2 separate regions of the Homo sapiens genome follow, and region 1 is linked to region 2. Evidence: read pairs that join two places in POLR2A ChIA-PET (ENCODE). Cell type or tissue: Caco-2. All regions are shown on one strand. Links, peaks and the distances in the headings refer to the core of each region. The heading gives the core; the rest is flanking DNA. Region 1 overlaps PLAGL2 (PLAG1 like zinc finger 2). Region 2 overlaps NOL4L (nucleolar protein 4 like).

Region 1 (4,380 bases), core at 191-4,190, 280 kb before region 2:
ATGAGACTCAGTTTGCCACAGCCAGGGTGTAGAGAGCTACTGTGAGCACGACCAGCAAGCATGCGAAGGCCGGCAGGCTGGAGTCTTGAAGCATAGGCCTCAAAGAGGCACTGTCCTCCAAGTAGTGACTTGTGGGTACCCTTGTCAAAAATGGCTGGGATGGCCACGGTCACAGGTCCATGCCGTAAAGATTATGGCAGTGCACATCCACAGCACTGGGTGCTTAGTGTAGACGCAGCGGCATGTGACAGCCACGTGATGTTAACACAGAACAGCAAGAGGCCATATGGAAACAGTAGAGACTGGCCACGAGGGCCACAATTTGAGAGCTGAGTCCACCGAACCACGCAGAGCGGGAGTGCACAGAACAGACAGCAGACAGCAGACAGCAGACAGCAGACAACAGAGCGCCCACCATGGGCCTGAGCCCAGATCCGCCACCCGTAGGAGGCATGAGGAAGCTTATGTAGGCCGCACATCCCAAGGCAGCACTTAGCCAGACTGGAACCCGTAGGGCCTAGAAGGGGTCTCCGTGGGCCACCTTGCGAGGCCTCCCCTGGCTCTGCAGGGCCTATCCCCCAGCAGGTAGTACTGCAGGGGGTTGGGCCACAGGTCATCTTTAATAATCTGGGCAACCCTGTCGGCCTCTGGGAGGCTGTGCTGTGAAAACCAGCTGAAGAAGCTTCGGACAGTGTCCCGGTTCCTGTGTACGAGGGCCGGGGGTTCCTGGCCCCAGTGCCATCGGATGCGAGTCGCAATAGACACCACTCGGCCTGAGGCTCTGCATTCATACTCCTTCACTATCACCTTGTTCTGGAAGTAGGGGTTGCTCCAAAAGCGGAACTTGAATTTGCAACCTGTCCTAGAGTGCCTGAGCTCCCTCACCTCCAAATTCATCAGGTAGCAGAGCATGTCTTCATCTCGAGGGCTGATCATGGCTGAGAGCTGCGGGTGGTTCAGGAAGGCGGTGACCCAGAAGCCCGGAATATTCTGGATGATGAAGCTCCTACGGGCGAGGTACAACCTGTGCATCCGCCCAAACCTGCGCTCGAGCGGGAGGTAGGCCCTGTCGGCCTGGGCGCTCACGGCCTCCGCCTCCCACTGGATGGCCTCCAGTGGGTCCACAATTAGGGCACCAAGGTTCAGGAGCCGCGGGCCCTCCTGGGCCTCCGCTGCCACCTCCTGCTTCTCCTCCCCCTCCTGCTGCTTCTCCACCTCCTCCGCTGGCTCCTTCTTGAAGATGGCGCCCTCCTCCTTGTTCGCGTCCTCGGCCTTCTCGCTGGCTCCTGCCCGAGTCCCTAGCCCCTCTGCACCACAGGTTTCTGGGGCTTCGTCCCGGACCCGGCCATTTTCCAGGCTCGGAGTAGTCGCCGTGGAGGCCGCTTCCCCGCGCCCAGGGGAAGGGAAGGCGGTCCCGGGGCCCGCTGCGGGGTGGAGGGACCCGCGCCCCCCAGCTTCTCGGGCCCGGGCCGCGGGGACCGTGCGCGCGTCCCCCTCCCGGGCAAGGCCGGGCGGCGGGCGCGCCGCGGCTTCTGGGGTCCCCGCCCTCTTGTCCGCCATCGCCTGCGGGAGCCTCTGGCCTGGAGGGGCTCGGGGCGCGCTGGCGACTGCGGGCTCGGCGACAGGGGCGGCTGGTGGCGGGAGGACAGTGGGAGGAAGGCTCCGCCCCACGCGCCCCCCTCTCGGATGTGATTCGCCGGGGTCTCCCGCAGCCGGGGCGAGCGGCTTGGAAGCCCGGAGGAGGGGTACGGAACTGCCCGATGGGGATGCGACCGCGGGCGCCAGACGAACTGTCCCCACATTCGTTGGCGCTGGCGGTGGAGGTGGGGAGAAGTGTGTACCAAGCAAGAGTCAGCTCGGAGCAAACACCAGGGGACAGGCCCAGTCGCTGGTCCTGGACAAGTAAAACTTTCCCATCACAACCACCACGCCAGGCGATTGCTCAGTGTTCCCCATCTGCGGTGGGCAGGCAGGAGTCGCCCGGCTTCCACACTCGAGTGGCGCTTTGGGGCAGTTGTAGGACACTCTCGGCCTTACAGGGGATAAATTACTCAGGCACATGCAGAGGGCTTAAGAGGTATCTCCTGCAAAGACTGACCAGACTGAAACTGGGAGCGGCAGATAATGGTAATTTTCTGACACACAAAGGTGATCAACACGTTCATGTAGGGAAAGCAGGTGCTTGAAATATTCATGTGGGGAAAATAAGCAAGGTCAGAGTGGAAGGATCTGGGGTGAGAGAGGGTCTTAAATGCTACAAACCAGGGAGCGAGTGGGCATCTGCCTGGTTTCCCCAACAGGAGTTGGTTCCTCCTGGGCTGGTTGGCAGAAGCGAGGTGGACCTTGCTTCACTTTGTGCTAGGCCCAAAGGCTACCCTTCCAAAGGTGGACTCTAGCTTGAAGTGCAGGAACTGTACCTGGCAGGCTAAGAGCTGGATTGGCCAGCCCTCTTAGTCCTCGATCCTGCAAATCTGTGTTCCTGTGGTCTCAGCTCCCAAACTGTGGCCTATGGAGGTCAGTACCTCCAATCCCCCTCCACCTCTGCGTGGAAGTCCTTGCCACCTCTTCCAGAAAGCTTTCAGCCTTTTCCTGACAAATGGATACAACAGCTCCCTCATCTGAGCCCTCAGACCTATACTGTGGTATACACTCCCTAGGGAGCAAGGTGGATTTCCTTAGGGTCCTAGCTAGGGTTTTAACCTACTGGGGTGGACAGTGAACATTTGTCAAGTGGAAGGTCAAAAATGAAGGGTCAGCCCACTTCCTTTGTACATAAAACACCTGCACTTGTTAACGGCCCCATAGGCTCTTGGCTGGACTGCAAGTGACTTGCACTGCTTGGCCATAGACACTGGCTCCAGACCACAGAAAAGCCAGTTCAGTCTGAGCCCCTGATGGGAGGATCTCAGCACAAGGGCTGGCACCCAGGATGGTGGTAACGACCTTCATTAGAGACCACCAAAGTCAGGTGAAGCTATGTAAGCCTCTCAGCAGTCTGCCTGAACCCGGTGGTTGGGCACAAGTATAGGTAAGGTCAGGTCCTAGCTGTCACCAGCTGTACACCTTGGGCAGTGACTAGGGTGAACATTTGTCCTTTCTTGGACAACCAGCATCAATTCTTCATCTTAAGAGTGCCCCAAATTTCCTTTGAGAAACCACTCCTGTTTCAGTCTTGTTGTCACTGGCATATGGTAACTGGTTTGGGGATGGCACAGAATCCCATCAAGGCCAATGAAACAGGATGCTTATTGGGGCTTCTGTGGTGAGTCCTCTCCTGAGAGCCCAGAAAGGGTTGCTTCCTTCTGGCTGGCAATGTGTGAGAATGGCAGGTCTGGAATCCAGGCAGCATTCTGCTCACTCCCACACAAAGGGGAAATCTACTTTGTAGGGCCTGTGGATGAAGTCACAACTACACAAGACAGAGCAGAGAGAAATAGGAATGCTGAGGCCAGCCATGTTGGAGCCACTGGATCAAGCCTAACCCAAAGACTGCTCTACATCTGGCATTTTCCAGTTACATGCAATTTCAGTGTTTAAAGCCAGTTTGATTTTGGCTGTCTGACTCTTGCATCCAAGATGATTAACTGATAGAATTATGCCACTTACCTCAAAGACATGCAAATATGATATTTAACTTAAAAGTACAAAGCTTATAGGTGCTGATGGGAGGGGTTTTTACTGTCTGCCCTACGCTCACCATCATCCTGGATGCTAAAGATGTCTGGAGACTCCAATTCTTCCCAATTCGAGGCTCTCTCCAACCGTTTCCCAATCAGACAGGTTCACAACTCCCAAACACATCATTCAGAAGTTTTTAATAAACAACTTCATTATAAAAACCTTTTTTTGAAAATGTAATTCTGTAAAACATTGAAAAATCTACTTTAACAAAGATATGCCCTGTGCATTTTCTAATGGCACTTATACTTTACAATTAAAAACCTTGTTTTATATAAAGCCAAAAATACTCCAAGAGGTTATTCACTGTGTTTACAAAGTGCTAGAAGATTTCTGTCTTGTACTTTTCTCTTTAAATAATCTGGAGTTACAAAAGAGTGGCTCCAAAGCCTTGACCGCTGGTAGGGAGGGAGAAGCATGAGAAGTGGTGTCTCAGGAGTTCTAGTGCCAAAGGTGGAGAGGTGCAAGTGGGAACAATCAGCTAAGGAAGTCAGCTGACACACAAAGAAATCGGACTGGAATTTTTCCAAACCCCTCTATGGAGGCACTAGGTTATCATGGTGAACACCCTTTTCCCTCGCCATAGACCCTACTCTCCAGAGGTGAAGGTCATGGCCAATTCCTTCCACAGCAGGTTCAGAGTTCCAGGAGAGGCCAGGGTGGGATCCCAGAGGAATCTGGACTTTTCTGGCCAACACCTGC
Region 2 (4,380 bases), core at 320-4,319:
TTGGTCTTCTCACTAAGAGCTCCTGGGGGCATGCCAGGATGAGGGGCCACAGCCCCCAGGCCATGTCACAGAGAGAAGCTGTGGCCCAGAGTTGGGGGATCGGCTAGCTCAAGACCATACTTCGGGGAAGGGCCGGCCAGATCCATGGCACAGCACCCAGGACCTGCCTACAGGATGCCACATATTGGGCCCGACCACTCCATCCTCCCAGAACCCTTCCATGCCAGACCCTCCCCAGATGGCCTGGCTGTGGCCTCTCTGCCCTTCTCTCCTGGTTGGAGCTTGGGGTCATAGGGAGCTTTTGGAAACAGGTGACCCAAGAAACCCTCAATCCTGGCATCGGGCACCTCCTCCCTTCCCAGCCCCCTGCTGCCACGCCTCTGCCCAGCTTCCCAGGCCACCTCCTCCCAGGCCCTTTCTCTGATTCCCCATCTCTGCCAAGAGTGACTCAGTGGCCGTTGGTTGAGCACCTATTCAGTGCTAGGGCCTGGGGATAAAGCCCAGGACAGGAGACTCAGGCCACATGGGGCCAGCCCTGAGGGGCACCCTGCAGCGCCACTTCCAGCAATGAAAAACAGGGACTTGGCCAAGCACGGTGGCTCACGCCTGTAATCCCTGCATTTTGGGAGGCCGAGGCGGGCAGATCATGAGGTCAGGAGTTTCAGACCAGCCTGACCAACATGGTGAAACACTGTCTCTACTAAAAATACAAAAATTAGCCAGGCGTGGTGGTGCACGCCTGTAATCCCAGCTACTCGGGAGGCTGAGGCAGGACAATTGCTTGAACCTGGAAGGCGGAGGTTGCAGTGAGCCGAGATTACACCATTTTGCACTCCAGCCTGGGCAACAGAGCGGGACTCCATCTCAAAAAAAAAAAAAAAAAAAAGAAAGAAAGAAAGAAAGAAAAACAGGGACTTGAGTGTCCTTCCACAGGAGTGGCCAAAACGCTGGCTCTGGAGAGACCCAGTCCCTGTGGTCTGGGCAAGTTACTTCCCCTCGGAGACGATGTTTCCTGCCCTGTGGAACAGCGACATGTATAGCTCTGGGCTCACAGGGTCAGGCTGGGCACACAGCAGGGTCAGGCTGGGCACACAGCGGGCTCAGGAATGGGACCCCAGTCACTGGACTGACTAGACAAGCTTTGAACTGTGGCTGGCCCACATCAGTGTCAGGGAGGCCAATGACTATGTGAGAAAAAAGGCGCCAATACTGCCTCATTGAAAAGAAAATGAGGCTCTGGTTACTTAGATACATAGAAAAGTCTGAGAAAAATAGGGCCCCAGACATCATTATTTTTCATTTTCTTTTTTCCTCCTTTATTTTTCTATTTTTTTTTCTTTTTTTTCTTTTTTTTAGATGGAGTTTTGCTCTTGTTACTCAGGCTGGAGTGCAAATGGTGTGGTCTCGGCTTACTGTAACCTCCGCCTCCCGGGTTCAAGCAATTCTCCTGCCTCAGCCTCCGGAGTAGCTGGGATTACAGGCATGTGCCACCACACCCAGCTAATTTTGTATTTTTAGTAGAGACAGGGTTTTTCTATGTTGGTCAGGCTGGTCTCAAACTCCTGACCTCAGGTGATCCACCCGCCTCAGCCTCCCAAAATGCTGGGCTTACAGGCGTGAGCCACCGCACCTGGCCTTCTCCTTTATTTTTCTACAATAATTGTAATACTTCTGAAATAAGGGGAGAAATAAGGGACATTTCTACAAAGATGTGGCTCCTGCCCTCAGCAAGCTGACAGCCTGCAGGGGTCCCACACTGGTGCCTGTTTGGCTTCAACCAAACCCCAGACTCCTCCAGGGAGGTGGGGACAGGGCTCATCACCCCTGTGTGTCACAAGGCCAACGCTGGTGTGACTAAAGTGGCCAAGAACCTGGAAGAGCCAAAGGGCCCTCAGTGCCTTTGTCCAGACTCAGGCCTGCACAGTGCGGGAGCCCGTGTGTCCCGAGGCCCAGGTTGGAGGAGCGGCCTCATCTGAGAGGCGCACACACCAGGCCCTGACCTGCCCCAGCCAGGGCTCCACACGACTCTTGCTCAGCAATCCCCCGACTGCCCACCCTGCAGAAGGCGGATGCAGGCCCAGCGAGCAGACCCCTGCTCTCCCCTGGCGCTGGCTTCCTGTCTGCCCAGGAGGTGAGTAATGTCCGCTCCCTGCCCCCACGCATCCCTTCTGGAGGCCAGACGGGCCTCACATTTTCCGCTCAGGAAGGGGCAGAGTGAGAGGCCTGCTGAAGCACATCCAGGGGAAACGGAAGGAGTGGCCCCGCCTGCCGGGTCAGGAACCTGGGCCAGCCCCGGCCTGCAGGAGGCGCACTGGCTCACCTGCCTCCGTGCATGCCTTCGTTCATTTTCATCCACTCATTCATTCAACAAACAGCACCCCAGCACCTGCGTGGTGCCAGGCCCTGTGCTGGGTGCTGGAGGCCTGGCTCTCAGGGTGCTTATGGTACTTGGGGAGGAGACTGCATCAAACAGATCATCCCACAGGTGGCGGCGTAAGTACAGACGGATGTGCTGTTCAGCCCCAAGGCAACGCCAGACCACAGTGCCTCTGGACAAAGTCTCTCAGGCATCCTCCCTCCACACCCTATGATGTGCACAGAGCCCTGTTCAGACCCAAAAGAAAGCCCACGCCTCAGCCGGGGCTTGGCCGAGGGTCTTTAGGGGACCTGGCCCGTGCCTGGGCAGGAAACTGTGGCAGGAGCTGGCCCGCATGGCCCTGGGCCCCAAGGAGGGAGCGCCCCAAGTGTGTGGAGAGGGCCTTCTTTGGTTCCCTAGCTGCCCTGCCCATCTTCTGGGGACCCTCACACATGGCCCCTGCCCCTGCCAAAGGGGAGAGAGGAGAAGCACTGGCACCTCCCCAACTCTGGCTGAGTTGCCCCAAGTCTCTCCCTGATCCTAAGTTTCCTCCCCATGAGATGAGGGCACTGTGAGTGGTGCTCCCTGCCAAGCACCAGTGGCTGTGATCGCAGGGACCTGGGAGCATCCCAGGACTTCAGAGTGTGGGGAACTGGTGTAAAGAGGTCTGGGAGACCAAGACTCGCAGCCAGTGGCAGGGTTGGGGGCAGAAGCCTAACTGTGTTTCAGGACAAGCAGACACTCACCCCGGTAGAACCTCAGAGGCAAGCTCCCGGGGAGTGAAAGCTGTGGCACCCGCACAACTCACTCTTGGGCTCAGTTTCAGGACAAGCAGACACTCACCCCGGTAGAGGCTCAGAGGCATGCTCCCGGGGAGTGAGAGTGGACACTCACCCCGGTAGAGGCTCAGAGGCATGCTCCTGGGGAGTGAGAGCAGACACTCATCCCGGTAGAGGCTCAGAGGCAAGCTCCCGGGGAGTGAGAGCAGACACTCACCCCGGTAGAAGCTCAGAGGCAAGCTCCCGGGGAGTGAGAGCTGGCACCCGCACAACTCACTCTTGGGCCCAGTGGTCTCCGCCATGGGATTTGCTCTGCCACTCAGCCTTCATCTGCCTTTGTTAAAATCTTTAAAGAAGGGCCCCAACAAATCCACAGCTGTAGATCTGTGCTAACTGCCTGGCTCCCTGAAATCACTCCTGGCTGGATCACTTGTCAGCAGGGATGGGGTGCTGATATGGTTGGGATCTGGGTCCCCTCCAAATCTCATGGTGAAATGTGTCCTCCAGGGTTGGAGGTGGGCCTGGTGGGAGGTGTCTGGGTCATGAGGGGCAGATTCCTTATGAGTGGCTGGGTGCTGTATGGAGTGAGTTCTCACTATGAGTTCATGCGAGAGCTGGTTATTTAAAAGAGCCTGGTACCTCCTCCCTCTCTCTTGCTCCCTCTCTCACCATGAGACATGCCTGCTCCCCCTTCACCTTCTGCCATGTCTGTAAGCTTCCTGAGGCCTCACCAGAAGCCAAGCAGATGCTAGTGCCATGCCTGTACAGCCTGTGGAACTGTGAACCAAATAAACCTCTTTTCTTTATAAATTACCCAGCCTCAGGTATTCCTTTATAGCAACACCAAACGGACCAACACAGGTGTGTCATCAGCACAGCCTTGGGAGTCCCCACACTCCCGGCGAAAAGAAAAGGCCCAGGTACTCAGATGGGAAGGATGTCCCCAGAAACAAACAACCCAACTTATCCCCCATCAGAGGCGGAGCTCCATCTGCTCTGCAATGGTGTGCTTGGGTAGGTCTCAGTAAATGTTTGTTCGTTTGTTCATTCGGGGATAACAGACATTCAGCAGGTACCGACAATGGGCCATGTTCGCAACCGAGTCCCAGGGGCAGGGCAGAGACCAAGACTGACCTTACAGCAGGCCTCAGACTTCCACGAAGGACGGAAGGCCAGAGCCCACACACCAAGCCCACCTGGGCATCAGTGGGGTTGGGGGGCTTCTGCAATGGAGACCCTCGGGCG

Evidence for each region. Peaks named below come from ENCODE experiments on the same cell type or tissue, not always from the same donor. Only the 100,000 strongest peaks of a DNase experiment are listed, where the experiment ranks them.
Region 1: POLR2A ChIA-PET joins it to region 2 with 5 read pairs; 1 of 35 experiments calls an interaction of 5 or more read pairs at or near these places.

Annotation. Positions count from the first base shown.
Region 1 is chr20:32,188,710-32,193,089 of GRCh38, forward strand. It overlaps PLAGL2 (PLAG1 like zinc finger 2), which reads right to left. Exons shown (of 3, transcript NM_002657.3): 3 at 3,795-4,380. It also overlaps the pseudogene TSPY26P. Among named protein-coding and RNA genes, the nearest start is that of PLAGL2, 17 kb to the right of the region's middle. RefSeq lists an enhancer at 1-360 and silencers at 1,459-1,738, 2,613-2,810. In Caco-2, for the core only: no CTCF peak of the experiment used is centred there; DNase peaks (open chromatin) are centred at 1,252, 1,715, 1,911 and 2,525; H3K4me3 peaks cover 872 bases.
Region 2 is chr20:32,468,035-32,472,414 of GRCh38, forward strand. All of the region lies in intron 5 of NOL4L (nucleolar protein 4 like), which reads right to left. Among named protein-coding and RNA genes, the nearest start is that of NOL4L-AS1, 91 kb to the right of the region's middle. RefSeq lists an enhancer at 2,158-2,207 and a silencer at 2,528-2,577. In Caco-2, for the core only: a CTCF peak has its summit at 2,470; a DNase peak (open chromatin) is centred at 2,507.